Linked DNA regions of Homo sapiens: regions 1 and 3 are each linked to region 2. Evidence: chromatin loops called from intact Hi-C (ENCODE). Cell type or tissue: heart right ventricle. All regions are shown on one strand.

Region 1 (8,000 bases), 130 kb after region 2:
TTACTCTCAAACGATTTCAAAAGGAAGACCAGTTTTCTCATTCTATACTCACATTTTTCCTGAAGAGGAAAGCAACAGGACTTGGGTTTTTGCAAGTGGGAGGGCATAAAATGCATTAACACCATAGAAGTGCCTCTAGAGGGCTTGGTAATTACAGCCTCAATGTGTTCTCTACCTTCTTAAAAGGGCAAATGGAACTTCTCCTTGGAGTGTCTCTTCCCTTGTTCTTGAGACATAAATCAGGATAAAGGTGTCGAGAATGGTAAAACAAAAACAAAAACAAAAACAAAATTCAATGAAAAATCTGAAGCATCACTCATTTTGCGGTATTGTTCCATTTTTAAAATGACTGTTTAACATTTTTCCCCTTTTTTGGCATCTGATAGTACACATAAAATTCCAATCCTTTATTGCCCCCAAATTATTTATATATGCAATAGACCCAGAAAGAGAAGCAGAGGAAGTGAAGTGTGGTCCTCCGGCCATGACTTTTTGCCTTGGTTTTCCCAGCTATTAAAAGGGAGATATCATCATTCATTCAACAAGCATTTCTTGCGGACCCATTTTCCACGACAGAACCATCCAAACCAAGACACTTCTTCCTATTGTGGCAAAAATGAGCAACGTTAAAACTCCCCAGAATGCAGAGGTGACTCACGTGTTTATGTAAGTAAGCATTTAGATATGGCTTTGGAAAAGAAAACACACACCTAAAAGAGGCTACCAGCATTTGAATAAAGTGTGTAACCTGGGTGTTCAAAACTGTACAACAGTTTCTGTGTACTTTAAGTCACTATCCTTCATACTTCTTCCCTTTAAATTCTATTTGAAACTAAATAATATCAACAATACTTTAAGTAAGATTATGCTGGTGTTACTGATGAAATTATATGCAGGTCTGCTTGGCCTGTTCTCATGCGTAAGCCTTTGATAACTTGTTCCTAGGTTATCCAGTTCTGCTTACCTGAGTACCCACTTTATCCCAGGAAACGAGACCTGAACACTGTGTCCTGGTTTCATCTTTCCAGTGAGCCAGGCCTTCTGAGGCATTAGCGGCTCAGCAAGACCATGGAGGTGAGAGAGGCACAGGCACACTCCAGATGCAGGGTCTCTGCCCTCTGTCAAGAGTCACACGGCAGAGAGGACAAGACTCCTGTCCCGGGGGAACTGTTTTTCCTTTTGCCCCACACCCCAGATATCTTCGTGACAGCCCCTGCCCTGAAAGCCCGGTGAGCGTCATGGCGGAGAAGCCAGCCTGTTTCCGATTATTCTGCCTGACAGGGACTATCTGCTGCTGTGTGCAGTTGTAGAAATGTCATAAGCTCAGGACTCAGGACACTTTGACGTCGAGTCCAACAGGACCCATAGAGTCCCCCTGAACAATTCTCATCTGTGTGGGAAGCCTAAGGGGTGGTTTTAAGTAGGGGCTGGCAGGAGAGTGAGGTCTGGGCTGCTTCTTTACGGCTCTTCAAGTGCCGGCCATTTCCTGGAGTTTCATGGGAGTCAAGACTTACTTTTGGCCTCAGACACAGTCAAGGATCATCCTGATGCAAAAAACAAAATCACCTTTGAACCTCTTCCTCCACACCATCTTCCACTTTGGTTTTCCGCTATGCCTTTGTACTGGGGACAAAGACTATCCACGAATCCTTACTTTAAAAACTGAGGCAGTGGCTCTGAATCATTCCCCCTTGGACACCCCCACACATCTGAACACCCTCGTGTCCCAACACCACATCTGCTGAAGTTGACTGGACCTGAAATGCTGGAGGCTCAGTGTTTTCGGAAACTGCGGAGAGTTCTCCTGCCACAATTCTCTTGTTGTCGTCAAAAGCAATTACATGTTTCAGATGATGAAAAGCACTGTCATGAAAAGCTGGCACAGCAGCCAAGGAGACAGATGTATTAAACCACACGGCTTCTCAGAACTCCCACTTACGTTGGAGCTCAGCACAGAGATGAGCATGGTGATATCCCCCCGTCTAACATCCTCCCATTTGGATTTAATGCATGAGGCTCGTTTCTGATGAGGTGCCAAATTCTTTCGGTGGACAAACACAAAGTTGCAGAATTCAGTGATCATACAAGTCCATGTCCTCAAACGAAAATAATAATACTATAAATGCAAAGATGCTACCATAAAAAATACAGTAGGTGGACTTTTGTGAGTCAACATAAAAAAATCCAGCATTTCTAACTGGTAGCATGAGGAGTACCAGTCTGCAGGATGTTAACGCACTGATAGGCTATGGACAATATATTCCACACTTACGGAAGTGGGGAAACTATAGGTCAGACAAAGCTACAGGTACTTCTTTCTTTCTTTTTTCTTTTTTTCTTTCTGAGATGGAGTCTCCCTCTGTCGCCTAGGCTGGAGTGCAATGGCATGATCTCAGCTCACTGCAACCTCCGCCTCCCGGGTTCAAGTGATTCTCCTGCCTCAGCCTCCTGAGTCGCTGGGATTATAGGCGCACACCACCACACCCGGCTAATTTTTCATATTTTTAGTAGAAACGAGGTTTCACTGTGTTAGCCAGAATGGTCTCGAACTCCTGACCTAGTGATCTGCCTGCCTCAGCCTCCCAAAGTGCTGGGATTACAGGTGTGAGCCACGGCACTCGGCCCAAGTACTTCTTAACTGCAGGACTTCTCAGAGGCTTTTAATATGGTAATGAGTGCTGTGCAGTGAGATGACTCAAATCAATATATAGCCAACACGTTTGATATGACCACAGAACCCATTTCCCTGAACACTTTTTATCACCTCCTAGAGCAGGGGTCAGAAAACTACTGCCCATGTGGTCTGATCTGGCCACTGCTTGTTTTCGTAAATTTTCACTGCCCACAGCCAACCTCATTTGTGTACATGCCGTCCATGGCTGCTTTCACACTGCAGCCGCAGCGATGAGTCATGAGACACGCACCCGTGGCTCACAAAGTCTAAAATATTTACTCTTTGGCCCTTTACGGAAAACGTGTACAAACTTTGTCCTCTGAAATATAGTTTGGGAACCTACTTCACTCATGATATCAATAATTCTAAAAAATTTCAAACAATTTTTAAAGTCAACATTGAGAAGTTTTCCATGGTTAGAATTTAATAATTACAGTCAATAACTCTCTTAAAGCATCGTGACAATAAAGTAGAAGGACACTGTGTAATTCTATATGGTCTCTGTCTTCAGGGAGCTCCCAAGCTAGTTTGTGAAAAAGAGAACTCAAGGCACAAACAACTGGGGGGCAAGAGATGTTCTAAACACTAAGAGGAGGCAATATGGCATAGTAGAAAGAATGCAAGCATGTGTAAGAGTAAAACATACACAGGGCGCAGAGTCACAAGAGTCAGGGGTTGGTCTTGGCTGTGATACCTTCTCCTGCGATAAGAGTAAGACCTGCTTTATTGAGCACTTACTATGTGCCAGGCACCATCCCAGTTGCTTTCCATGAAGGATTGCTCTTTAATTCTTATCATAATGAATAGGTACTATTATTATCCCAGTTTATGGGTGAGGAAACCAAGTCTTAGGTTGACTAACTTATTAAAATAAAGCACATACCTAGTAGGTGGTGAACAAGAGCCAAAACAAGTCTGTTGGTCAGCTAACCACCACGTTATAGTGGCTGCTGCTTAGGGGCAGCATATATCCTCTGCATTTCCCCAGAGGTGACAGAAGTAGTGGAGAGGGTAGTGCTCTCTAGGCTCTGACACACAGCCCATGTTTGCTGACTCAACAACCACACAACGTAATGCTATGGCACCTCAGGTGGCAGGGAGGGTATCGTGGGCTGGACTGATCTTCAGAAGGCTGCATCTGAGCAGGGTGTGGAAGGATGGCAGAAGGAAGAGGGGAGTGAGGCACTCAGGGTAGACAGAAGGTGATACTGCCACATCCTCCACTCAGAAGGAATCTGGAAGGTTTTGACAAATATGTACATTTTGGAGTGGGAACAGCAGAAAGTAGGGGCTGGCTACCTACTTTCCACTACCCCTATCCCCACTCCCCCTAGGGGGTGAGGCAGAGATAAGCACGCTTTGTGGGGCACACTGATCCACAAACTTGCAAGCCTGAGCTCCACTCAGCAGCAGCCTGGGCAGGATGAATGGTGGTGTGCAGGTGTTTGCGGCATGCATAGCTTCTCTTTCTCCTAGAGTCAATCCAGTGATCCCCTGCGAAAAGAATCCTCCACTTGACCTGAATGCTCTGTATTGGCACCTTCTGGACAGGAATCCTATCGGGTATTTCATCAAAGCATCCCACAGCAGTTTTAAGTGTGGCTCCATGAGAGTAAGACACCAGGACAGCTGTGCCACCTAGTGATGCTTGCCTGTACTGTCTGCATCCCAGAGAGTGGGAGAGGCTTCGGAAAGGACTGGTATTTGCTATTTTTGGCCAACACTTCTACATGCAAAGGAATCTGAAGTCTCCGCCTGGGCTTCAAAACATTTCTTGTGGCCTCACTGACCATTCCCGTGAGCCTCAGGGGACATGAGTGTCTTCAAGCTAAGAGGGAGCAGTCCAACTCTGCAGCACGAATTACCAAGGAACATACAACAGACACTTCCCCTCCTCCATTTCTGCCTTTCAGCAGAAAGGGAGGGTGCACCTCCTCTTACATCCTATTGTGGCTGCAATAACCTGCTTGCTTTCTTGTGCAGCCTGGAAGTCTTATGCACACAGCACCTGCTGCTTTCTAAACTAAATAGAAATGCTATCGTCTGCAGTCAGAAACAGAAAAGACAGAGGATGCCTGGTGAGGATCTGTCCTACATCCCAGAGTGCAAGAGTTAAAGGTGCTAACCATTAGTGTTATGTGGGTGCAGCTTATGCACACAGAGAATGATCAGTGTTTTCATTTAATAGGAACTCTCCTCCACTCCCAAACACAGCAGTGGAGGGAAAGGCCTTTTAAGCCTTATTAAGGTTGAGGAAAAACTCTGGTGAAATTATACTACATATTTTTGTTTCTTTCTCTATTTCAGATTCCTTGCAAGAGGTCCACTGGAAAGCTAGAATTCTAGAAGTCAGGATGGGAAAGCCTCATACGTAATGCTTTTGCTCCTTTGAATTACAGTTAACTCCAGTGGTGCCACTGACACTGCTTTCGCGTAGTGGTTCTAGTATCGTACGATGCTGATACAAGTAAGCTATGGCTATGTGTTTTCCGTAAGAAAGGAAAACATCACTCCAGGAGAGAAATGGAGGATGAATGATATTTATCAGATTGTAGCTTCTGAAAATGGATTTGCTTTACCAGATCAAAGACAGCCTGTTTCTACACATCACCAATTCTGTGGGAAACATTCCAGATATTCTGAGAGCGCATTTTGAGACTGAGTAGTTGGTTCCCTCACTGACTGTTTCTACTGTAAGTAATAGTATATTTCCATGCACTCTTGATTGGTATTATACAGTTCATCAATAAGACAAAAGCAGAAAAGAGGTACAAAGAGACCAACAGGGAAGAAAGACGCGAAGATGAAAACTTCAGCAGCATGCCACGTACAGTTGGCTTGGATGTACCCTGCACAAAAGTGTCCAGCCTGTACCTCGCTGACCTAGCTGTTCGCCGGTACAAGATTAAGGAAGTGACAGCTTTTCCTAATTCACTGAAAGTGCTTTGGGACTAAATTGTAGCACAGTATAAGTAAAGTATCCTAAGGGGAAAAGAAAACTCCATATTCATGATCCTTAATCTATTTTATTGATTAAAGATTTAGCCAAATACATCACTCCTGCTTTTGTCCCTGTAACAACCAATGCTGTGTTATCAGGAAGAGATAAAACCAGACCTGATCGGAGCTACTCAATCACTTGGTCCTGAATCACTCGCTTTTCACCCAAAGTCAACAGTCTTGATTCCTCATATTTTAAGGTGTTCATTGTAATGTACTGTTACTGTTTGCATACAGCTGTCAGCTGCAAAAACATTTTTTTTTTTGAACACAAAAATCAGGCTTTTGCCCCCCAACACCCACCCCCTTCCCGGGAGACTCCATGGTAGCCTACTGACTCACACTGACAAAAAGGACAAAGGCCCTGGGTTGTCTCTGCCGCCTGCCTGTCCAGATGTAATTAGGCCTCACACAGGTAACCCCTTGGGCAGCAGAGAAAGCTCAGCGAGAAGGCACGGGGTTGTGAATACAGTTTCACGATGATTTCCATGGCTGCCATGAAGGCTCTGATCAGCTACAAATGGGCAGATGCCAGGATGACCCTCCTGATTTCCTGGTCCCTCCTGGACCTGGATCTGGATCTGGATCTGGTGTCCAGGGAAGAGCAAAGACCAGGAGAAAGAGGTAGAATCCCAGCAACAAAGCCTGGGTATGCGGTCTTTGAGAATGCCTCAAGAAAACAAATTCTTGCTTCTCCCTTTTCAAGGGGCTACAGGGAGACGACACAGCTGATGGGTATTTTTGTAGCCAGATATCAAGTAGTGTTAACGTTGGGCATAGGTTCAAACAAATGTGCTCCGTTAAGAATCTACACAGCATGAAGAGTGTTTAGACTTCATGATATATATATATATAAACATTCTTCAGGGAGGGTTTCCTTCAGAAAATTCAATACTCAAGGAAAAGGAGTTAGGGACAGTTTATTTTGGTTATTTTCTTTGTTTGTTTTCTCCAAAGCTATTTCTTGAAAAAGGAATCCTTTCAAAGTAAATAAAGGAATCCTTTCAAAGTAAAATAGACTACATTACATTTTTATCCCAAAGCTGCTGGGTGGTAGGTGTGACTTGGAAAACTGTAGTTTGTTTCAAGCAAATCCACTTGGATTGAGCATGAAGGAAAATAAAATTAAAGGATGATGACGAATAAATGGAAATGTTTAAGGATCACTTTGGCCAGCATCTTCATACTTAATTGTTGCTTTTACATGTATGTAGTTTTTCCTGAACACAAGAGGAAACGTATGGTAATGTGAGGAACAGAAAGAATAAGATGGGAAACTAAACATTTGAAAAGAACTTTCATTTTCTGAAAAAAAAAAAAAATGTTCTCCCATAGATGCAACAGAATTAATCTTCATTAGTTAGCACAGCTATACTCTTCTTCTTAAATGTCTCAAATGATACTGTGACTTCCCTTAGAGAGGAGGAAATCAGAGGACAGCAGGAATAATTAAGACAGTAGGGCTAGGGGCATAGCAACAGGATTGGAACCCAAAGCCCCTGGATTTCTCATCCTCACTGAGGCACAAGAAACATCAGGCCTTTTGATTTAGGCTCCAAGCAATAATTAGCATCTAATAAGGTCCCTTCAATGAGGATTTTTACATTTATTTCCTATCACTAGTATATTATTTTAGATACTCTAATTACTTTTGAGGTGCTGGTGGTATATGAATAATATAGGTAAATGACACTACGAGACAAGGCACTGTTTGTAAATGGCCAAATTCTTTGGGCTGTACTAATCAAACAATGGTTGACTCTCCCTTTAACTTTCATCATGCATTTAAAACAGTTTTTTTTTGTTTTTTGTTTTTTGTTTTTTTTTTTTTTGGTGGGGGAGCAGTGAGGCAGCGTCTCACTCTGTTGCCCAGGCTGGAGTGCAGGGGTGAGATCACGGCTCCGTGTAGCTTCCACCTCCTGAGCTCAATCAATCCTCCCACCTCAGCTTCCTGAATAGCTGGGACTACAGGTGCACACCACCACGTCTGGCTAATTTTTGTATTTTTAGTAGAGACAGGGTTTCACTATGTTGCCCAGACTGGTCTCGAACTCCTGGGCTCAAGGGATCCACCTGCCTTGGCTTCCCAAAGTGCTGGGATTATAGGTGTGAGCCACCGTGCCCGGCCTAAAACACAGTCTTGAACTTATCTGGTTAAGTACAAGGTGCTAAAGGTGCCACTTGACCATCCTAAGCCTCCTCTTCTTTTCCCCATTTCTCACTTTTTAAAAATTCGAATTTATTTTTTGGTGTAAAGCTTAATAGCATGGGTTTTAACGTTTTTGAGGGCTGCTTTTCATTCAGAATTTTCACCACTCTTCATCGC
Region 2 (8,000 bases):
ACGAGTTCAAGGCTACAGTGAGCTATGATTGCACCACTCTATTCCATCCAGCCTGGGCAATAGAGGGAGACCATGCCTCAAAAAAACAAAACAAAACAAAACAAAAAAACAAAAAAATCACCACCTCGCCGGGCATGGTGGCTCACACCTGCAATCCCAGCACTTTGGGAGGCCGAGGCATGTGGATCACGAGATCAGGAGATCGACACCATCTTGGCTAACATGGCGAAACCCCATCTCTACTAAAAATACAAAAAATTAGCCAGGCATGGTGGCAGGCGCCTGTAGTCCCAGCTCCTCAGGAGGCTGAGGCAGGAGAATGGCAGGAACCCGGGCGGCGGAGCTTGCAGTGAGCCAAGATCGTGCCACTGCACTCCAGCCTGGGTGACAGAGCAAGACTCCATCTCAAAACAAACAAACAAACAAACAAAACAAAACAAAACACAACAAAAAAAATCACCACCTCTAGGTGCTAGAGAAACAGTGTTTGGGGAATCCATTAACAGGTGTGATTTAAAAATTTTTTACAACTGCTTTACTGAGGCATAGTTTATATACCACAAAATCCACACATTATAAGCATCCAATTTAATGATATTTAATGATTTTTAGTAAATGTATAGAGTAGTACAACCATTACCATAATTTAGTTTTAGAAACAAGTTCAATTTGAAAAAAATAGTGCTTTGAAAAGGTATCACTGCTTGCCCATTATAGCACTATAGGGTTTATTCTTACTGATAATCTGCCTAAAGTAGGCTCCACAAAACACTGGGTAAGGGCAGCCACGCTTTGGAGGACTTCCTCTTTCCCTGGCTTCTGAGTGATTATGTGCTGGGATTCAGGAGTGAGCTCAGAGCTCACCACCTCGTGCTCAGGCTCAGGGAGGGGCCCTTGGTGTGGACATGGAAATCCCTGCCATGTCCATAGCCTCTATGCTCACCACCTGGAAAGTTACAGAGAGCTCCCAGTTACACCTCTGGTTTCTAGAGCCAGTAGAGCAAGCCTGTGATCAGCCCCTCCACCCCAGCCTCCTACAGCCACCTCTCCCAGGAAAGCCTAGAGGAAATTGGCCAACGTCTTGGTATTCCATTCTGGTTGCCAAGTGCCCTTATTGTTTTTGCATTTCTAAGAGACTGTCAGTACAACTTCCCCCGTGACTGCCACGTGACAGGCTGTGCTGTCCTTTATCTCAGGGCACCAAATGACTTACTTCATTCCAGGTCTTTCTGTTTCACTGTGAGTCAGGTGGAAAACAGAAAGGTGGCCCTATTTTAAGGGAAATGTTAAAACAAAGACAATGCTGTGCTTTGCTGGCATTTGTTAGCAGCAGACACGGTTAAAGAATGGCTATGGGCAAATATTTGGATGACTATAGAATCTGCTTAAATACTATGGATTTACTGTATAGGGTGTCAAAGTAACAACTGTAGAGTTAGAGTCTATTAAAGGGGGTCTCAACAAAAAATATTTATGCCCTTATATGCATGCTGCTTTGTCTTTTGAAAATTATCTTTCCTGTTTTTTCCATCTCATAGTTCCCTCCAAACAATTGACCACTCCTTTTGCCATGTCACTGCTTCCTATGGAACTCAGTCCGGTGGATTAAGTGTTTCTGTTAATGTCTGTCTCCCTTTCACACTGACTTTTGTATGAAAGGGACCGTGCCTCTTCACCTCTGTAACTCTAGTGTATACCATGGTGTCTGGCAATAGATGATCTGCACTCCATTGACTGGGAAGAGGCTGTGAAAACAAAGACGGGTGCACGTTCAGAGCAAATATTTCCTGCTTTGGCTGTGCTAATTTGCTGTACTTTACACAGTCAGGGAATGATGTGTGATCATTTGTTGAATTAAGAAATTGTTTTGGACTCAAGAAGCACCAAATGTAAACTGCAATGTCAGACTGCGAGAGAAAGGGTGGGAGGCTTTGGGGAAAGGGCTTTCCCAAAGTGCTTGCCCATGGGGAGGTGAGGGGGAATGCAGGCTCCTAGCCACAGAGAATGAATTCATTAAGTCCACCACCATGCTTTGTGAGAACCAGGCAGCCACTCCTCCTTACATACAACCCCAGTCAGATCTATAGCCATGACAAGAAATACAAAGGTGTGCTTTCTATTTGTGGTTTATGGAATTGCCTTCGGGATTTGACTTTTATCTACCATGTCCACTGTTCTGCCTCCAAGACCTATCACAGTACTTGGCACACAGAACGCAGTAAATATTTGTGATGCAAATGAATATTTCATAGTCCAGCTGGCTTCTTTCCCATGTTTTTTTTCTTTAACTGTGCACTAAAACCACAGTGTCCCGGAATAAATTTTCTATTGAACATCTCACTTGACTGGGAAGTAATCTGTGAATGTGATAAAGAAATGGAGAGCAAATCCTTGGAAACCAAGGCTTGGGAGTTCCATCATTTAGGAAACAAAAGCAGTCAAGACTAAAAATCTCAGACATCGTAAAGTGATTACTCACCTTCTGAAAGACCCCAGAAATATCAGAGGACACCGGGGGTCAGTGGGCCATCCAGGAAGAAGCTTTGGTGAAGGGGAGGGCACTAATGTTTCTTTGGCACTTATTGGGTATTGGGCCAAATGCTTCCACCTTTCATTTCGGTACTCACAAGAAATCCTACCAGATGGTCATGGTGATCATGCCTTTCCGAATGAGGAGGGGAGATCAGAGAGACTATCTATCATACCCAAGATTGCCCAGCTAGAAAGTAGCCACACCAGAACTTGAACACTAGCCTATCTAATTCTAAAAACTCAGCTTTTTCCAGCCCAATATGTTCCTCTGGATTTTAAGTCCCAGGAGGGCAGAAACAAGGCTATGGGCAGTTATCTCTGTAGCCTGCTCTCCCCAGCATGGGCCAGAAGAAGCATCAAGACATGCTTTCTGAGCTGCATTTCAGATCATGAGCATTGGGACTTCTTTCCCCAATAAGTGGTCTGACTGAATCCTGGCCACTGCCTCCACAGGCACTCACCTACAGAGTGCTGGCCCTGGAGGAAGTTCTCAGGCAGCACTGATTCCACTGGGGGGGCACAGGCCCCAGTGCAGAGGAGGGGCTCATTCTTAGGCACATCACTTCTCCTCTCTGGACCTCAGTTACTCATCTAAATTGACATGATTTGCCAGATTGTTTCTCGGCATTGTCAAAGTTTCCATGGTGGCGCGAATACTCTATTTCTGCACAGTACAGTACGTTCACCACTAGCCACATATGCCTACTGAGTACTTGAAATGCGGTATGACTTAAGAACTGAATTCTTAATTTTATATCATTTTAATTAATTTAGATTTACATTTAAATAGCCACATGTGGCTATTGGCTCCATTATTGGGCAGTGAAATGAGGAAGCTTCGGCTTGAAGAAGTGGAAGAGGAAGCAGCATAAGATCAGAATTCTAGCTCGCTCGAATGTGGGTTCAAATCCCAACAGGCTGTGGGGCCAAGAACAACATATTTACACTCTTCAAGTCTCAGTTTCTTCTTCTATAAAATGGAGATAATAATGGCTTCCGCATGAATTTGCTGGGAAGATTAAATGAGATAAAGCACTTAGCACATTGCGCTTCACATAATAAGGGCTCCTACAGGAAGGCTATTAGAAAAAGTTCATAAAACAGCAGAGACATGGGGGTGTTTCTTTCCCTGATTAACCCATTATTTCACTCACCAACATGTCACATCTCAAATTGACTGGAAGGAAAGAAAGGTTTAAAATCCACTGGGTGGGGCACTGGAGGGGGAGGTGAGGAGTGATGGAGACAAGGCAGTTCTGCCGACTTTACACTTTTCCCAGGGCTGTTCCTGTATGTGTCGTTTGACTGATTGGGTCAAATTACACAAGATCTAGCTAGATATTCAGATTCCCTCCAATGCGTCTGTGTTGTGTAATCCTCCCTGCCTTGTAAAGGAACAGATCTGATTGGCCAGGGATTGCACAGGTGGCAACTTCACTGAGATTCACAATGCATTGGAAACAAGGGAAGAGACCCTGGTATTCTATGACAAACGTGCAGACAGTCTAAAACATCAGGACAACATTTTCTATGTGATTTAGCTGGTATTTCTGAGCTGGAATAATTAAACAGAGATCTATCCACTTGACTAAAAGAGGAAGCAGTCGATGAGGAAGTCAGTCCCTAGCTCCCTTTGCCCCGAAATATGCCAATTCTGAATATTTCGCATCAGCTTCCTCTTAATAAATAGCTTACCACTCATCCATCCCTCGAAAATATCATTAGAATTGCCTGGATATATATATATTTTTAAATACCAATGCCCAGGCCACATCACATTCAATTAAATCAGAAAAGGTGATAGGTGAGTATGACACTCAGGCATCAGGCATCAGTATTTTTTAAAGCCCCTCTTGACCCCCAGGTGATTCTGACATGCAGCTAAGTTTAAGGTCAAGTGTTAGAGATCAGGGTAGAAACTCAGGAGTTAACTGCACGGTGAGCCCTGATCTGTATCACACACTCAGGGCCTAATCAGAACATGCTGATGTTTCGCTTAGCATACATTGCTTATTGCAACTAGAATATTTCTCAACCAACATCCTTCTTAATAAAGTCTAATTTGGGCCAGTTCTACACTGTTAGTGTTGACAGGGAAATTCCCCATCGCACTGGTGATGGGAGGGGGTGGTGCTTTCAAATCAAGCCTTGAAGAAGTATCCGGCTTCCAGAGCCCAAAACCCTCAACAGAGGAGCTGCTTCAACAACTTCTGCATACTGCCACCTGGTGGGGCCTGGACCCAACTTCATCACAGCTCTTCAGCCTTGGGCACCTACCCGCCTCCCCAAACAGATGTAATTTAGGAAAATGTCATGCATTTTCAATCCAATTTACTGGTGCCTTCCACATTGATCAGACTTCCTTCTCCTTTTTCCTCCCATCTGGTTAATATAATTATTGCTTTTACGTGGCAAAGCCATTTTATGTAATAGCTTTGTTTGTTACTATGGTTACAAGTTTAGTAGCCCTTTGGAATATAAATCTATCATCCCTGAAAGTAGCTTTCTGTGTGTCAAGGTGCAGCCCTTATGTAAGGAGAGTAACAGCGTTAGTTTTCTGTCGTAAGGAAAGTGGCCTTTCTTGGTCTTATTTTTGAAAGTTCTACGAGCCTAGCCTAGACACTCCCGGGAAACTGCTGGGTGCTGTCCCACTTTTTCCCTCTGGAATTTTCCTAACTGACGAGGCATCCACGAGCAGCTCTATCTGGGAGAAAGTAGGGAAACGTCGGCCGAGGGGCAGCTGTGTTTGCTGGGCCAGAGCCCTCGCATTGCATAACTGGTGTTTTTCCTGGTCAGTGTACTCTTGGCTGATTTATTTACCAGTTAAAGGCAAGGGCTGAGAATATAATCTCTCAGGAGTTAAGTTTCTTTGCGTGTAATCCCTTTCCCTCACGCATCTGAAGCATCGGCCCTTATTTCCTGATGGAAGTGGAGTTATAATCTCCCTTTGGAAAGTGGTAAGAGTTCAGTGCTGGGTTCAATCTGCCACCCTCAAGTGACAAAGCGTGACAGCGTCTCTGCTATAGTGCTTCACACCCAACTGAATCAGACGCAGCCCTCTGAGCACAAAAGTGGGATGGCCTGTGAAGCTGGGCTTTCTTCCCATTCTCAGCCAGTAACAGCAAACCTTGGAGAGTTTATACCATGTGTCCCTGTACGTAACCTCATCTAATCCTTTCGACAACCCCAGGAGGTATGCATTGCCATCAAGTTGGCATCACTCCCATTTTACAGAGAAGGAATTTGAGGCTCAGAAGGATTAAGCACCATCCCCAAGTCATATAACTAGTGTGTGGGACTTAATGTCTTTGGAAAGTCCTGGTTGCTAACTTAACAGAGCCTCACTTTCCAGATTCAAGGAACCATGAGAAAACAAAGAGCAGGCAGTATCAATGCCTTCACTAAAGCCTTGATTAAGCCAAACTGAACAAACATCAACAATCTTCTTCCCTCTTCAGGAGAAAGTTACTGGTTTGGTAGGCCATTAGTGAATTTCCAGTGGCTACTAATTAACTAACCATGTCATTCATGTTTATTATCACAGAGCAGGTACGTATTTATTTACACCACTCACACGGCAGGATAATTTGCAGTTATATAATTTCATGGTAATTACGATTGGAATTGCCATGTAGAAACTGGGCACTTTGGAGATGCATGATTACCAACAACTAGCTACCTTGGAATTACCCATTAATGACATGATTAGTTGTGGCTTTGTAAGAAAATGTTGTTATGAAAGGGACTTTATCTTTTCATTCCCAATTGACAGAAAAGCAGGAACCTTGGAGATATCAGAAATATTTTTTTTCTTCTTCTGGCAGGTGAAGAATGTAGTTGTGCAGGTTTGTCCTGTTTCTGGGCATGTCTGGGGTGCCTTGGTGACAGGGAGGGAGCAGAAAGAGATGTGTGAGCTTGAGCAAAGGGTGCAGGCCCTGAGCTGTACCAGGCTAGTCTTCAGGTCTGTTGAGCCAGGGTACAGCCAGGAATTACCAACTTGTTAGGCAGAGAGTAAGGAAGCTCAGAAAGCCCGTGCTTGAGCTAAGGGGTACGAAACCCAGGAGACTGAATGACTGCCTGTCCTCTGCTCTGTGGGGACCAAGAGAATATAAGGAAGGCAGAAGCAGAGGAGGTGGTAGGTTCCATCTACTTATGATGCTACGAAAAGACATGCGGCTTATATAATATGCACTAGGCATGAACCACCCTGCCCCCAAATACAAAACTGGTCTCCAGACTGTATTTCTTGGCAACAGTGGCCTCCTTGGCTTTTCCTCCACATCCCCTTGAGTTGACTATCCTCTGAGGTTGCTCTTGCTATTGATTCTCACTGGATATCACTGGGCATGGGGAGGAGAAACCCACACAACGGGGTGCCTGGCATATGAAGAATAAGAGAAACTTTAGCTCTTAGAACTGCAGGAGACCCCTCGTTTAATAGAGGAGAAGCCCAGGGCCCAGCAGGGGTGAAGGAAGGTATGGTCCAATGTCACAAAGCAGATAAATGGCAGAGCCAGGCCTGGAGCCCACACAGGCCACCTCCGAGTGATTTTCCATAATGCAATTCCTTCATGAGGGAGGAGTTGTTGATGCCTCAAAATTGAGACTAGGCTACTATAGATAATACCTATATAGGGAGTGCCTCTGCATCCATTATAGAGGCTACTCTGGGATATTTAAATACATATTTTTTACCTGATTACGGCACCTATACAAAGACTCCTGTATCACATTCCTTTCACTGGTCAAGAGCAGGCAGACATTTGCACCTCCTGACCTGCAATGCCCCCCTACTAATAGATAATGAGAAATCTGAAGTCCACACTGATTCCCTTTTCCTCTAGCTGCTAGGAAGCTGAAAAATCCATCTTTTCCTTAGGTAGGAGTTTTCATTACGGTTTTCTTTTCCTCTCTTTTGCCTGATATCTGCTTTTGTTTTATATATTGTTTTGATCTTTTTGTACCTATGTTTTTAGTATAAAATTTCTGGATGCAGGTAGGGCTGTCAACTAATCAATAACAAATAAACAAATAATAATCTTCATGCTTGGTGTTCAACCATGCAGGAAATAAAATCTTATAGAACGTACAGAAGAGCCAGGAAGGATCACACACTCCACTGTGCTAACTGCATACGAAGGAGAAGGGGAAGAAGGCTCAGTTTTAGTGGAAAGGAATAGGAAAGAGAAGAGGCCTCTTCCTTTATCAGCTCCCTCACAGCTTCAGCAGCACTATCTCACCCCACTAACCAAACATCCAAAGGACTTGGAGGCAGAAAAGAAAGCTTCCGGAGACCTTGGAATTATGTATGCATCTATCTATGTATCTATCTATATATCTAAGTATCTATGTTTCTATCTACGAATCAGCCATTTTATCTTCCACCTCTATCATCTAAGTTAACCTTTCTCTAATATTTCTCTAAGGCTAATCTCATCATCTTTGTCTTAAAGAAGCAGACTCAGAAT
Region 3 (8,000 bases), 160 kb before region 2:
AGATAATTATAAATTTTAGTAAATATAAGAATCACCCCGGGAGCTTGTTAAAATGCACATTCCTAGAGTCCATCCCCAGGGATCCTGATTCAGAAGTCGTGGGGTGTAGTTTATGAGCAGTGGTCTTTCCCCCTATTCTCTCTTGGATGGAATTTTGAGAAACATGGCTCTATGCCTTCATTGAACAACATCCACCTATAAATTACAAATTTTAATTTCATACAGACTATTATTGTTATAAAAATATTTACTGTCTTTAAAAGTTTAGTACATCCCTTACAATCTCACTTGCACCATTAATTCTTCCAGTAAATTATTTCTCTAAAACATAGATGTAAAACTTAACGTAGCCTGATCCAGATTGAATTACTGCAAATTGCTCTAAGCAGGGATGAAATGTAAATTAATGGGATTTCTGTAAATGCTTATTTTTTTCTAACTAATATTCTATGGTGGTGAGTTATGATATGTAGTCAAATATTGAACTGTTTTAGCTATTTTAGGAGATTAATTTACACTAGCTAAGAGAGGGAGAATAAGTTGATGATCAATTTAAGTAACCCTTACATTAATGGACTAAACTTTGTGGGAAAAAGTAAATGCAAACCAGAATTGCCCAGGTAAATGTTGCAGGCTGTCTGTTAGCACACTTAGACACTGTCTCCTTTTACCAGGGGATATGATGGAGAGAAACTCTGTTCCCTGATTTTAGGCACCTAAAGATCTAAATCTAAATAACAAAAACAATAACGATAATAGCTAATATTAGGGCTGGGTGCGGTGGCTCATACCTGTAATCCCAACATTTTGGAAGGCCGAGGCAGGAGGATTGCTTGAGCCCAGGAGTTCAAGATCAGCCTGGACAACATAGTGAGACCCCGTCTCTACTACAAATTACAAAAAATTAGTCTGACGTGGTAGTGTGCGCCTGTAGTCCCAGCTACTCAGGAGGCTGAGGTGGAAGAATTGCTTGAGTCTGGAATGTCGAGGCTGCGGTGAGCCATGAGTACACCAGTGCACGCCAGCCTGGCAAACAGAGCAAGACTCTGTCTTAAAAACAATATAGCTAATATTAATCAAAACCTTTCTATGTGCCAAGTATTTTTCATTTATTATTTCATATTATCTTCACTACATCCCTACAGATGGATACTATTATCAGCTCCAATTTACAGTTGAGGAAATGGAGGTTCAAAAAGGTTAAGTAATTTGCCCAAAGCCATACAGCCAGAAAGTGGCATAGCCAAAGTCTGACTCCAAAGCCTAGGAGACCCAGGTCATATCTACAGCTGAGAAAGGACTCACTCTCCACCATGCCACTGGTCTCCTCAATCAGTATTTCCTTTGTTTTAGGCATAAACTAGCTAGCTAAAACCTGCAGTTTGAAAAGTTCATGTCAAATGAAGTGACATACAGAGAACAATTGTGCAGATAATTTTCTTTAGAAAACAGAAGCAGAGAAAGAATCCCTTTTAAAATTTCAGTTTCAATATATTTTTGCAAGCATATTTTTGTCCCAGATGCTACCGTGTTCAACCTTGTCTGAGTCTGGTGACCAAACCTCAGTGAGCGTTCTGTCCAGGTATAGCAGCTGTTTTGGGCAGCCTAATAATTAGGCTCTCTATGTATATAATCTTTCAAGGAGAGAGGACATCAAACTGAGATTAGATTAGAGGAAAAAGAGCAAAAGAGGACCATGGATAGTAATCTATTCCCTTTTGTGATCAGCATGTAGAAAACAGTTTCAGAAATGTATTTTCATTTTTCACTTAAAAAATATTTGTATTTTACCTTCAGGGAAGGTATTCAGTATTCTAGCAGTTGCTTCAGAAAGAGGGAATTGGCTGGCACTGTGCCATGCATGCTTCATAGACAAAGCCACCTAGGTCCATAAACACAGTCATCTGAGGGGCGAAGGGCAGGGAAGGATTCAAGCACCTTAGTTCCAACTCCAGGTTGGATGTCCCTCTCGTTACCCCACGGTAAAAGGATTATTTCACTCCACTGTGAGGACTTGGCTGGCAGAAGGCATTTTCAGGCAGGCAGTGAGGAGAGCAGGGAAGAAAGGCAGGTGGGGAGCAGAATCCAAGACAGTGCAGAGGGCCTGGGAGACCAGGAGAACAGGGACAGCCCACAGTCAGAGGCCCTAAGGAGTATGTCTCCTAAGAGCCTTCAGCTGAATGTCCTTTCCCTCCCCATGGCGGGGCATCTCTCTCTACAACCTGTCCATGGTTCACTTTGTTCTGCCTCCTTCAACAGTGATTCTAACCCTGTTGTCATGTATTGATTACTTATGGCAAATAACATCAGGAGGAATTGGCAGTTGCGTGAAGATCAGTGGTGGGAATAAGAAGTGGGACTAGCAGGAAACGGATCACCATCATTAGTATCATTATTATTTAATTAAGCTTTGCTATTACAACAATAAATAATAACAATGAGAATAATAATAATGACGATAAGCTAGCATTTAGTAGACCAGGCGCTATGCCAATCATTGAAAATATGCATGTTTATTTAACCCTCAGGCTATTTTGATCAGTATTTTCTTTATCCCACTTTACAAATGATGTTGAGGTGTAAAGAGATAAGTACCTTGACCAAGGTCCTGGGCAGCTGAGTGGTAGTGCTGGGGCCCAGATCCCAAATTCTGACTGCAGACTCTGACTCCAGCACCTGCTTTCTTGACCACTGCGGGCCTGGCTTTCACAGGTGTTACCTTCCTGCATCCTCTCGGCACCAGGTTGAGCTTGGTGTCGCTATCCCTTCTTATAGATGAAGAAACTGAGGCTCAGAAACAGTAAACAATCTGCCCAGGGAGGAGGAACAGAGCTGAGGAACAAAAACAGGCCTCTAAGCTCCTCTACCAAAACTGCATAGACCACTCTGTAAAACACTCCAAGTAAGGATGGGACTTTATTTCTCACCCCTATGACTCCATGTCTAGGTAGAAGCAGAAGAGTTTGGGAAGAGATCCGACAACATGTGTGAGGAGATAGGGAAGCTGTATGCATTTAACCTATCTCCAGGGTCCCCATCACTTGAGAGAAGGGCCATCAATAAGGAGGTGGAGAAGGATCATCCGAGCTAGGCTGAGTCTTCTTTGACTTGCTAAAAAAAAAATGGGGAGGGAGAAGGCAATGGGCTAGTATGGGAAAGAATAAAGAAGAGAGAGGGCAGACATCAGGAAAGAACATCAGGCAGAGAGAAGCGTCTTAGAGCAGTAATCACAACCAAAATTTTGCGCACCAACAAAAGCCCATTGACGCTCAGACACCTCTGACTTTCCCCATTTCCTTCCCGATGGCACAAATGGAAGCTCTGATTTCCTCTTTCCTTTTCCTTCTGGCTGATGCATCCTGACAAATACAGTATGTAAAGCGCAGGGACGTGTGAAAGGAAAGTGTGGCGACGGTTGTTTTCCATCTCCCAATAATAGCGTTTCAATTTGGTACCTAAATAAACAATCTATTTTAGTGGCTCCCCTTTGATATCTCCAATGTTCCCTTCTGTTATTTCTGGCAGTTCCCAATCCTGTGATGTGATTAGAGAGGATGATTACACTTACATAACAGCATCAAATTAATTTGCCGCCGAGAACAACAGCGGTAGGAAATCATTGGAGTTCTCAAATTGCTCCCCCCACCCCCACCCGCCTCGAGTTTATTTAAGTGACATCAAGGGATTAGAGCGAAGTCGGTCAGTAGAGCACTGCTGGGAAAACAACCAAAACATCGACTCTGACCTTGTAAACGAAAGAGGAACAGAGCAAATAATGAATAGCGCTGGTCCCAGGCCTGGTGCAGGGGCCATTGGATGAATCAGCCTCCCAAACACACATTTCCGTCTGTCTGTGGGAGAAAGAAACAAACTGTACCTTTCAGTGCAGATTAGATTCATTTTCCTGGGGCTATGTCCAGCCATCCAGGGACTGTCAAAACCAAAGATATTTGAGATTTTGCTTATGTTTCTTTGCTTTGCTTTTTGGCCCCTTTTCAAAACAACAAGAAGAATGTAAAAGTTGACTTGAATTTTTTTACTCTGTGAGCCCTGAACAAAAGTCCAGAAAAATAAAGCAGAGGCAAATATTATTGCTTCTGGTTTTCTAAAAGATATGACAATAACAGCTCAGAAAACTGTAGCCCATGATTCCACCAAAGGTTAGAGGTTCAGAACAGGGAGCAGCACGTGGATGGCGTAGAAAAGGGACCCCTTTAAGTCCTACTCGCAGTTTAGTTCTGACACGAACCTTCAACAGTTACTTCAACTCTCTGAGCCTTGGTTTTCTTACCCAAGATAGCAGATATTACCGTCTTTCATCTCTGTTACAGGGTGGGTGTTCACCCATCCGTTCATTCTGTTAATCCATCCATTCAACAAGTATTTATCGAACACCAATTCTGTCTCAGGAACTCTGCTGGTAACTGGGAATACCAATGGACGTGGTCAGCCCTAGGAGCTTATGTCCTAGCGGAACAGGGAAATAAAAACAGCCAGTGTGCTCTGAGGGCCTGCATGGGCAGGCACTGACCTCTCCACCCTTCATCCCTTATCACATGTGAATTTCACAACCACCATGCATGCGTAGGTATCTCTGTCTATTTTACAGATGAGGAAATTGAGCCCAGATGTGTTAAATAACACTACGCCAAATCACACTAGGAAGCAATGAGATTGAAATCCAAACCTAGGTTTTCAGAATATAAAGCCATGCTATATCCCTTTATATTTTTTGGAACCTGACAAGCTCTGAAGCACTCTGCAAATACAAGGAACTACTTTAAGTGTGTTTGCACAAGCTGTTCATATACTAGACAGACATCACAAATGCATGAATTTCTATTGCTTTAGTCCAGTGATTACAGCACTTGATTCTTTTTAAAGCAAATCCACTTCTATTATCCCGTTTGATCCTTGTAACAGCATCACGATACATGTGGAGCAAGTATTATTACTCCCACTGGACAGATGAAGAGACCAACATTAAGCAACTGGCCAAGGCCCTTGACCCAGACCCGGAACACTGGTCCGTGGCTACTCACTTGCTCTTCTTCCTCAACCTCCTCTCAATGAGTCTGAATAAGGATGATGTTTTCAATTTTGGCCTCAATAGAATTATGGTTACTTCCTATATTGTGTTAGTCTTTTGAGTCCTAATGGCATCCCTTTTTGGGTAGAAATCCATATTCACAATATAGCATGAGGTATTTTTATTTGTCTGCTTTGAAAATCATCGGCTGCTTTTCCACCTTGTGAGAACGTGTCACATTTTCCCATCATCTTTTGTTTACATCATTGTTTCACTACCATGGAGGTTTCGTTGTGCATTCTTCTCACTTAGCTCTTTTAGAAGACTGCTCTTAACACCAACATATGGGGTTTCCAAAGTTGGGATTACTCCAGTTAGATGAATTTGACCCTTTGTTCCAAACAAACTCTTGCTAATTCCAGCTGTACTGTAGCATCCATATCATCTGAGTCTGCTTGTTCATACTTCTCTTACTTCATAAAATGGACATCAAAAAATTATTAGGGCTGTTTTAGTCTCATGGCTTAATTCCTTCCTAGTTCTTCTACCTGAAATGCTTGACCCCCAACTTTGACGCCCTTCCCTCATTCTTCAGGGACAACTCAACTTCCACATCCTTGAGGATACATGTCCACAATACCTCTGCCAACATTGACATCCACCTCCTCTGAATTTCCAAATCCCATAGACTGTCAGAGGTTTGCTGCACAGGCACATTGGAGGAGCTCTGGTCCTAGTCCTTTCTTATACAGATGAGGAAACTAGGACCCAGAGAGGGCAAATGACTTTCCAGTTGGTGGCAAAGCTGGAAATAGGGCTCCATTCTCTTGCTTCTTGAAGCTAGCACTTCCCTTCGACTCCTTTCTCTTTCCTTCTAATGTCTGTGGAATGTGGGTTGTGTATGCTCAGTCTGGAATGGATATCTCTCTTATTATCCCCGTAAACTCAGTGCACTTCTTGAAGATGAGAGCTGAGTCTTTTTTTTTTTTTATATATACTTTAAGTTTTAGGGCACATGTGCACAGTGTGCAGGTTTGTTACATATGTATACATGTGCCATGTTGGTGTGCTGCACCCATTAACTCGTCATTTAGCATTAGGTATATCTCCTAATGCTATCCCTCCCCCCTCCCCCCACCCCACAACAGGCCCCGGTGTGTGATGTTCCCCTTCCTGTGTCCATGTGTTCTCATTGTTCAATTCCCACCTATGAATAAGAACATGTGGTGTTTGGTTTTTTGTCCTTGCTATAATTTGCTGAGAATGATGGTTTCCAGCTTCATCCATGTCCCTACAAAGGACATGAACTCATCCTTTTTTACGGCTGCATAGTATTCTATGGTGTATATGTGCCACATTTTCTTAATCCAGTCTATCATTGTCGGACATTTGGGTTGGTTCCAAGTCTTTGCTATTGTGAATAGTGCCGCAATAAACATACGTGTGCATGTGTCTTTATAGCAGCATGATTTATAATCCTTTGGGTATATACCCAGTAATGGGATGGCTGGGTCAAATGGTATTTCTGGTTCTAGATCCCTGAGGAATCGCCACACCGACTTTCACAATGGTTGAACTAGTTTACAGTCCCACCAACAGTGTAAAAGTGTTCCTATTTCTCCACATCCTCTCCAGCAGAGAGCTGAGTCTTTTTCATCTCTGAATCCCATAGCATTTTCCACAAACCCAACACATAGAAGCTGTTCAAGAAATGGTTGTGGGATACATGATTGTTCTTCATGGAAACGATCTGCCTTTTCACCTACAAGGTTGTTTGCTAACTCATCTCCTGTTTGTTCCCTCTCTTGTTCTTGCAGCAGTTTCTCTCCTCCATGCAAATCATGTCCACTCCATTCCATACCTCTGCAGAAAACTCTGACTTCGGCTTAACCTGCATTCATTCATTCACTCATTCATTTATTCACTGAATATCTGCAAAGTGTCTGTGCTGTGCCAGGCACCGTCCTGGTACAGGGGATGTAGCAGTGAACAAAACGAAATCCTTGCCCTTGTGGGGCTTATCATCCCTCAATATCTCCACCTTCTCCTAAGTGACAGCTCCCAAACTGAGGGAAACCCAGGGTTTCACAAAAAAAGTTTCTGCAATGTTCATATCATTAAAGGTGATAATAGCAGATATTTTAATTTCTACTTAAATAACTGGATGAATGTAGTGAATAATTACATATGGTTTTCATTTAAAAGAGCAGAGTTTGGCATCACCTACCTGTGCTCATGACTTCGTCACCCTCCACCATTGGGTGAGGAGCTGAATGTTACCAGTTATTGTGGCAACTGAATGACGAGGCAATTTAAAATGTTTATTTTTGGTTAATTGTTTAATTGATTAAGTTGTCTGATTCTTACCCACAGCGGGTTTTTGGTAATGACAAATAGTAGAAGAATTCTGAAGTAAAATTTGAAAAGTTTATAAAGACTGTGCATCTGATGATAACTTTATAAATATATGTCAAAGTATTCTTCACTGGATTTCAGAATTGCATTTACCTGTCACATAACCCATTAAGATCTCTCCGTTAAGTTCAAAAATCAATGTTAATAATGGAAAGTTTGGTGTTGCTTATATCCAGTTTGGCTTTTAATTTTTTGTATAGATGTGTTTACTAATAGCAGCCAGAAATCCTCTTTTATTTCACTAGAAATAAACAAAGAATAAAAATAAATCACATGTTTTTACCCAAAATGTAAGCTTTTCTAGCATTAGTTGTAAAGGCAGATTTTGTCTGTTTTTGACTACTTTTGATACTATGAGACACAGTTAAATTTCAACCTACAGTTCAATATTTATTTAGTTGCCAAACTAAGCACACTAATAGATGTCATTTTAATGTATGTTTCATAAATGGTCATTTCTTACATAATTAAAGTAAATTAAACCATGGGAATCACTTTTTAGATGGAACTCATTCAGAATTTATTATTATAATCCATGAATATTAGTAAATACTAT

What was found. Peaks named below come from ENCODE experiments on the same cell type or tissue, not always from the same donor. Only the 100,000 strongest peaks of a DNase experiment are listed, where the experiment ranks them.
Region 1: a loop joins it to region 2, with 8 times the contacts of the local background. A loop is called at or near these places in 32 of 110 quality-filtered maps.
Region 3: it touches region 2 in a loop (3-fold over the local background); 11 of 110 quality-filtered maps call a loop at or near these places.

Annotation. Positions count from the first base shown.
Region 1 is chr15:61,047,335-61,055,334 of GRCh38, forward strand. All of the region lies in intron 1 of RORA (RAR related orphan receptor A), which reads right to left. The region is part of intron 1 of LOC107984805 (a long non-coding RNA gene); the gene reads right to left. Among named protein-coding and RNA genes, the nearest start is that of RORA, 180 kb to the right of the region's middle. RefSeq lists a silencer at 2,630-2,789. In heart right ventricle, CTCF peaks have their summits at 4,314 (motif pointing left) and 4,517; a DNase peak (open chromatin) is centred at 4,377.
Region 2 is chr15:60,912,347-60,920,346 of GRCh38, forward strand. The region is part of intron 1 of RORA (RAR related orphan receptor A); the gene reads right to left. Among named protein-coding and RNA genes, the nearest start is that of RORA-AS4, 150 kb to the left of the region's middle. RefSeq lists an enhancer at 4,490-4,599. In heart right ventricle, CTCF peaks have their summits at 4,770 (motif pointing left) and 4,972; DNase peaks (open chromatin) are centred at 4,735, 5,255 and 5,605; H3K4me3 peaks cover 1,241 bases; H3K27ac peaks cover 1,557 bases.
Region 3 is chr15:60,748,977-60,756,976 of GRCh38, forward strand. The region is part of intron 1 of RORA (RAR related orphan receptor A); the gene reads right to left. Among named protein-coding and RNA genes, the nearest start is that of RORA-AS4, 11 kb to the right of the region's middle. RefSeq lists a silencer at 2,556-2,750. In heart right ventricle, no CTCF peak of the experiment used is centred here; a DNase peak (open chromatin) is centred at 3,745; H3K4me3 peaks cover 649 bases; H3K27ac peaks cover 1,967 bases.